Regions from separate parts of the Homo sapiens genome. Here region 2 is linked to region 1. The links are chromatin loops, found by intact Hi-C in ENCODE. Cell type or tissue: endothelial cell of umbilical vein. All regions are shown on one strand.

Region 1 (4,000 bases):
TAGAGAATAACGTGGGAGACTGGGATGCATCAGACACGGGATCCCATAACTAGATCATGCATTGGCAGAAATTCCTGCTTCAATGAAGACCTCCCCTCACAATTGCCTTAGTTAGCTACAGAAGAATTCATTCAAAGGCAACCCAAATCTGGAAAAAAATCAAAGATGTGGGAAATGGGAAATAGAATTCATACATTTATTTGCTATAAATATAATTATGTCAAAATGTTTTCTATCAAAAACATTGGCCCAATGGACCAATGCTAAGAAGTTTAAAAAAAAAAAAAAAAAAGCAAAGCGGCTTCTTCTGCCCCCTGGTGGCTTTTGGGGAAAAGTCACTGAAAGGGCAGAAAGAGCAAAGGGGACCAGTTTCTCTCCACTTTGTACCCAAGGGTCAACTGAGCACGCAACACCCTTAAAAATAAGGGAGAAGTGCAGAGGGCTCGCTCCCCTCCCGCGCCAGCTCTCTCTCGGTCAAGGTTGGGCCACAGCCAGTGTCTCCTCCACTAGATCCGAGCCAGTGGCTCTGCCCAGGTGGACAGCAGAGTCGCCGCTGAGATTCTAACTGCTTCCATCGGGGCTCTCGGAGCAGCTGTTGGAACAGGATGGGGAGCAGAGCAATTCTGACAGTGTCAGGAAAACATCCCCCTGGCTTCCCCGTGCCCAGGCTTGAAGACCCAGGGGCTGGATACACAGCCACGGACACAACAGAATTCACTTTTAACGAGGCTTCAGAAAACAACGTTTAACTATATAAACACCTGTTTTTGGAAAATGCTGCAGATCTATTTCCAAATACTGTCTTCCAGCCCACTCTCGCTCCCACTGAGGCAGCATCCCACGGGACCCAACGTCACCACTTTTCCAGTCCAAAAAATGTGCTTTCGATGTCCTGATTTGAGGCTGCTCTTCCTCTAACCTGTGCGGCTCTGTGAAAAGCCAATTTTAAGATGCGATGCCTCCTCCAGAATTCGCCTGTATGCAGAAGAATGATGCAGAAGGAGGCAGAAAAGCCGGAGCAGTTGGGGGCAAGATGAAAACAGTCTAGTCATTATCAGTTAAACTGTAACTGCGTGCGGCAGCGTGCTGAGCGAGACAATCAGCGGAGCCCGTGAAATGTTGCTGGTTTTCCAGATAGCCCGTTTAGTTTTGTCTCAAACAAAACAAACAAAAATGTGCATAATTGTACCCAGGTCTCAAGCCCGTTTTATTTCTCCATTATACCAAGGAAAACTTGAATGGTGGCCCCACTGGAGTGAGGCTCCCGTGAATATGAATAATTGTTCATGAATATGAATAATGGGTTCCTATGAATAATTGTTTATCCACATTCGATTAGAGAGCAGCAGCCATTAGCATCTTTTTAGCCTTCTGACATTAGGGTCTTCTTTGTGAGCAGGTATTTAAAATGGATTCAATTCCACGGTCTTGAAGGCCTGTTCCGATATCGTGAATTTTGCAGATAACTGTAATTTATCCTGTAAGAGAACCTTTTGATTGCTTTAACTATGAAATATTTCCATTGCATTATACATTTGCTTATAATAGAGTATAGGAAATGTATTTTAACCATTTCCTGGACAATTCAACATTGTCATTACCAAAGTCAACTCTCCGACTGGCCTGAAACTACCCTGTTGTTTAGATAACCTTAGCTAAGTAGAGTTTACTCCACCTTTTTTCTGTAATGTTTGTTAAAACTTGAATCTTGTGACCTTTCTTTTTTGGTTGATACCTGCTTTGATCAAGATATAACGGGCTGAAGAACAGCAGCGAGGCTGCGTGCTGAGCTGTCTACACCTGCAAATCTCATCAACTCCTATCAGCTGGGCAGCAGGTTGCCCAGTTCACCACTCCTGATGAGGAAGCTGAAGTTTGCTGAACTTCCTTCTGGCACTAACGTCACACACTTCATAGCGCTCCTAGGACTTGAACTTAGTCTGGTTTGCCTTCCAAGTCCAGATTCTCCAAAACATTTTTTCTTTTTCTTTTAACTTACTAAGTAGGTGAATAAAAGGATGCGGGTGCTTGCTGGGGGAATGTGGCCAGAAGGTTGCTCCCGGTCTGATGTCAGCGCTCCCTACCCACGGTTGTCCACAGGGCACGGGTGGAATGCTGTCGGCCATGCACAGGGAGAGCTGGTCAGGGTAAAATGTGCAACCTTCCATTAGCACGTTGTTTCCAGTTCACTTTTTCCTTTTACTTTGGTGCCAAAAATTTCTTCAGAGAAACATCTCCACAAAGCCCCATGCTCTTTCTCCTATACCACATAGCCCTAATGGCGCTCCCAGGAATAAGGCAGGAGATTTGGTGCATGAATTCCAGCCCATTCTAGCTGCTAAGCGGTGATTGTGTTTCCTTCCTTTCTGCCTTTTCTATGTTCCAGATGGTGAAGTGGCCAGATAAGCAGCCTACAGATAAGTGAGGTCTACAATTCATCACACACCGATAATGCTGACATATAACAGTTTCCGTATCTTTACAAAGGCAATAAATGGGTAAGAGAAATGAATAACACTCATTAGAATAAGGCCAAACTAGTCTCCAGATTTTCCCTTTAAACTTCGCTCCTTTAGTTCCAAACTTTCCCAACAGAATAATTAGTGACTTTATCAGAAATATTAAATACTTCAAGCATAATCACCAGCTGCTGTAGATGCAGAAGCATTAATTGCATACTGCTGGCCACACACTGATTATTTTCCTGGCTTTGTTAGTAAAATAACAAATAGAATTGCAACGTGGCTCAAGAACAGGCAGAAACCAGGAAGACTGGAAGTAGTCATTCGTACTTTCTGCAGGCGCTGCCCTTCATTCTTGCACAGAACTCCCATGGCCACTGCCCGTCAGCAGGGGCCCCTTCCAATCTCCCACCCCCACAAGCTCTGCCCAAGGGGATCAGCAACCAATTTTTGGTGAAGCAAGTCCAGACCAACCTCCCCATATCTAAATGAAATGCCTCCACTGAAATTCCATATGATCTATGGATTGAGACATTGACACGCAGCTTGGGTTAGAAGTAGGCTGGGAAAAAACCCTAGTAATCAAAATTGCCCTAAAAAATGCAATAAAGGAATAAAACATCTCCAAAAGGCAGAGCCATAAATCTTTCCAATCTTTCTTCTGGGCTGATTTAATCATGTGTACTATCCACCAGCTGTATGTTAACCAGTATAAGGGAGATGTTATGATGAGTATTTATTTTCTCCCACCTTTCTTTTGCAGAGTTAGGTCACTGAAGATTTTTGAGTAGACTTCTTTTGTAAGATGCATGAACATCCTTTGATTGCTATAGATTCAGAGATTGTTATTGATAAAGTTTTTTATTTGGATAAAATAAATATGCAACTAGAAAACTAGAAACCTGGAAGAAAATTTAAGATGCAATATTTGAAAGTGGAAATAAAAGAACAGGAATCCTGTGTAAATATTTCTGAATTAATCTTTCAGTCATTCAAATTGTTCTTTAAGGAAGCAGCATCTCTGTACATAGCTTAACTGTAAATCTAAATGGAACAGTTATCTTAGGAAACTGATATAGTAATGAGATGCTACAAACGCACATAGGCATAGCTGCACTTAAATCAAACGTGGGACTAGATTGCACAATGGGAATTACATATGAGAAACCGCAAAGTGTCAAAGGAAGTTGCCCACAAACAAATGTTCCCCTGTCATAGTACCACAGTGTTTTACCACATAGAAACCTAAGAAAGTACCAAAGCATGACACATTTTATTTTATTTTATTTTTTTGAGACGGAGTCTCACACTGTCGCCCAGGCTGGAGTGCAGTGGCGCGATCTCAGCTCACTGCAACCTCCGCCTCCCTGGTTCAAGAGATTCTCCTGCCTCAGCCTCCCGAATAGCTGGGATTACAGGCGCCCACCACCATGCCCATCTAATTGTTTTTGTATTTTTAGTAGAGACGGGGTTTCTCCATGTTGGCTAGGATGGTCTTGAACTCCTGACCTCGTGATTCGCCCGCCTCAGCCTCCCAA
Region 2 (4,000 bases), 56 kb after region 1:
CTCAGGGCACAGCAAATCAGAAGGTCTATACTGACCCTGAAGAAAAGTGAAGGAAAAAGGCACAGGCATTATTAACACAGCAATGCCAGAGATAAAGGGATGAGGGCTCTAGGAAAGGTTTAAAGCAAAAACTTAAAAGTCAACCAGAAACTGTTTTACTGTAAATACTAAGCAACCCTGTAGCTGATAGTTTTCCCATCTCATGAAAGCACGTTTGACTCAAGGCTCTCTGAAAGTTAAACACCACGACTTAGGATGCCTGTGTTGATTTGGAAAATTCGAGTTTTTACTCCCTTTTGGAAGAAATATTCAATGTGATTCTTGCTGAGCTGACTTGAGAATAACCAGTTTCAAAATTGTCTTTCAAATACTAGTTAATTAACAAAGAGAAGTTTCTTTTCATGTATTAGAGCACTGTATAAAGTGAACTTATTTTTCAACATGGAATTTCACTATCCTTAATGACAAATTTTTTAATTTGTGATTTGTAGACTCAGTTGATAATATTCATTCTTCTCTAATGTAGTAGAAAGTACTGTTTTATCAATATACTTCTATAAGCAATCTAAACTGATAAACGTATAATAAAGAGAAGTTTAAGAAACAAGTTTCAGGGAAACATCTGATAATCCACTGAACTTTCTTCAAAAATCCCACTTAAAATTCCATTTAAAAATTTTATGTGTACATATATATGTGTATATATATATGTGTGTGTACATATATGTGTGTATACATACATATATGTGTATATATGTATACATGTGTGTATATATGTATATATGTGTATATATATGTATACGTGTGTGTGTGTGTGTGTGTGTGTGTGTGTGTGTATATATATTTTTTTTTTTTTTTGAGATAGATTCTTGCTCTGTCACCCAGGCTGGAGTGCAGTGGTGCAATCTTGGCTCACTGCAACATCTGCTTCCTGTTTTCAAGTGATTCTCCTGTCTCAGCCTCCCAAGTAGCTGGGGTTACTGGTGTATGCCACCACGCCATGCTAATGTTTGTATTTTTGGTAGAGAGGGGGTTTCACCATGCTGGCCAGGCTGGTCTCAAACTCCTGACCTCAGGTGATCCGCCCACCTCAGCCTCCCAAAGTGCTGGGATTACAGGCATGAGCCACCGTGCCTGGCCAATTTATATTTTTATAATCCAATTATACACCTCAAATCTAACACAAAGACTATACAATAGATGCTAAAGAAAAAAAATCATTCACTTAATGGGGATAATGAAGATGGTACAAATTATTTGAAAACATTTTGTGAAAATTTTCATAACTATCAAGGTTTTGTATTCTTTGAGCTTATTTAAAATTCCAAGTGTCTCGCTTCTAAATTTTAAAACTTATTATAGAGGTTAAAATCTAGTATAGTGTTTTTCAATTGTTTTTTACTACAACCCATAGTACAAAATACATTCTATATCACAGCCTAGTAAACATATTTGCAAACATAAAACCAGAAACAAACCTTTTAGTATACAATGCTTACCGATGTTATGTTCTAGTCTATTTTATTTCATTTTTCAAAAAATGCTGCTCATGAACCACCAAAACTGCTTTTACAAGCAACAAATGAGTTACACCATAGAGTTTGAAAAACACCAGTGCAAAACTCATTACAAAGAATACAGCCTAAGAGCTCGGCAGTGATTCTGTTCGACGGAAAGGCTCTATACCAGGTGCTGTGTGAGTCACCATATGAAGCATAGATACAAAATGAACACCACGTCCTATTAGCTCGCAAAGCATTCAGAAGTCTGGAAGCCAAAAAGAGAGGCTATACATCCACAAAATGTGAGGAAACATTCTTTCCTGTTTGAGTGGCTGGGAGAGGGTTCAAGGAGGATATGGGGTTTTATTGAGGACTTAAGACTGACTGAATTAAGCCTAGGGTAGGATGAAAAGAAATGAGAACAATCTAGATAAAGGGAACGGCATAAACAAAGACACAGAGTTGGGCCAAGTAGAAAACTCCAAGGAACAGGAAATGGCAGGGCACCACAGCGATGGAACAGTGGGATGGATCAGATTCTGGGGGACATTCTGGGCAGCAGTCAGATGTTTGGAATTTTCTTCTAGATGAAATGGGAAGGCTTGTTGGATAAGAGGGAGAGTTTTGTTCTATTCCAATAGGAGCAGATAACAGGGTGAAGACCAGAAGTCAGGTCTCTGACTCAGCTTTCCTGGAGTGCTCACTGCACTGTTGCTGGTTCACTGCACTGTTGCTGCCTCACTGCCCTACAGCAGTAGAAGGCCATCTACCACGGGCAGCTCCAGGTGGTCTACAGACGCATCTAATAATATTCAAACACAGAATTAGGAATGAATTGAGGATTTACTTAGGAAGTGTAATAAAGCCAGATATTTCACTGCTATCTATCTTATCAAAAACAATGGCATTATCTCCATTAACTCAGAAACTGTTTTACTGGGGGAAAGGACATGAATCAGAAAACTAGACAGCATCCTAAAGCTGTGCTTCTAAGTCTGTTTTTTCCTTCTTGGTGATAGATCACTTTGCAAATCTGACGGAAAAAAGGCTAAATATAAAAGCTAAAGATATAAAACTTCTGGGGAAAAAAAAGGACTAAATTTTCTTGACCTGGGAGTATAGAAGTTTTCTTTTGTAAACAAAATGAACCAACCATAGAGGAAGAAAACTGATGAACTATACTTCCTCAAAATTATCTTCAAAAAAACTACTAGGAAAATAAATAGGAAAGCCAAAAACTGGGAGAAAATTTTGACAAAACATATATTTAAAAACAGACTTGTATCCGGAATATATAAAGAATTATAACAACTCAATAATAAGAACACAATGCATTTTTTTAAAAAAGGCAAATCACTTAAGCACTTCACCAAAGATATATGAATGCCTAATAAGCATGTGAAGAGATGTTCAACGTTGTCAGTTACCAGAAATGCAAATTAAAACCATAACAAATTATCATTATCACTGCATGTCCACTAGAATGGCTAAATTTTAAAAAGACGGAAGAAACAAGTTTTGGTAAGGATTTGGACTAATTAGAACTTACATATTGTTGGTTTAAAATGGTGAAACACTTGATAAAATATAAATATTCTTGTACATATCATTTGTGAATATGCCTAGGATAAATTCCTTCAACTGGGAATGTTGGGTAAAAGGGTTTTAACTTTTATAGTGTCAAATGACTTTCCACAGAAGTTGTGCCATTTTACATTCTCATCAGCAACATTATGCTCCCAAGTTGATTTCCCTCACATCCTTACCAAGATAGTATACTACCAAAACTTTCCATCTTTGCTGTTCTAAAAAATGACATTTCATGTGGTTTTAATTAGCATTATGTATCTTCATATATTTAGAGGAATTTGCATTTTTCTTTTTCATAAAGTTGGCCCATTTTATTGTTAAATTGCTGGCCTTTCCTTATTAAACAATTCTTTATATATTAAGAACTCTTTATATATTAAGCCCTTGGTTTGTAAAATATGTCACAAATCTTTTCCAAGTTTATATATCTTCTGACTTTCTATGCCATACTCTTACGCCATATGAAAATCTGATGTGTGGTCAAATCGATAATTTTTAAAAATGGGCTCTGGGTTTACACAATAATTAAGACGGCCACCCTCACTTTCAAGGTTATGAAAGCATACTTTCATATTTTTTCTAGTACTTTCATGGTTTCATAATATTACATTTACATTTATGCTCCATCTGGAATTTATTGTGATATAAGGTATACAAAAAGAATCCAACTTAATTTCTTTCAAATGTTTATTCAGTGACCTCAGCATCATTTTTAAAACAATCTTCATTTCCCCTGCTAATTTGGTAACTTACTGAATTCCCATATATAGGGAAATCTCTTTCAAGACTTTCTACGTATCCTGTTATACTGACCTGTCTTATCAAGTACCAGTACCACATAGTTTTAACTATTAAAGCTTTATATTATATTTTAACATCTTGGAGATTTAATTCCCCCTCATCACTCT

What was found. Peaks named below come from ENCODE experiments on the same cell type or tissue, not always from the same donor. Only the 100,000 strongest peaks of a DNase experiment are listed, where the experiment ranks them.
Region 2: it touches region 1 in a loop (2.9-fold over the local background); 1 of 110 quality-filtered maps calls a loop at or near these places.

The regions. Positions count from the first base shown.
Region 1 is chr10:121,734,405-121,738,404 of GRCh38, forward strand. No RefSeq gene overlaps it. Among named protein-coding and RNA genes, the nearest start is that of FGFR2, 140 kb to the left of the region's middle. In endothelial cell of umbilical vein, a CTCF peak has its summit at 331 (motif pointing left); a DNase peak (open chromatin) is centred at 2,397; H3K27ac peaks cover 1,064 bases.
Region 2 is chr10:121,790,254-121,794,253 of GRCh38, forward strand. ATE1 (arginyltransferase 1) reads right to left here. Exons shown (of 12, transcript NM_001001976.3): 11 at 1-36. Among named protein-coding and RNA genes, the nearest start is that of ATE1, 140 kb to the right of the region's middle. In endothelial cell of umbilical vein, no CTCF peak of the experiment used is centred here; DNase peaks (open chromatin) are centred at 1,718 and 2,098; H3K27ac peaks cover 2,158 bases.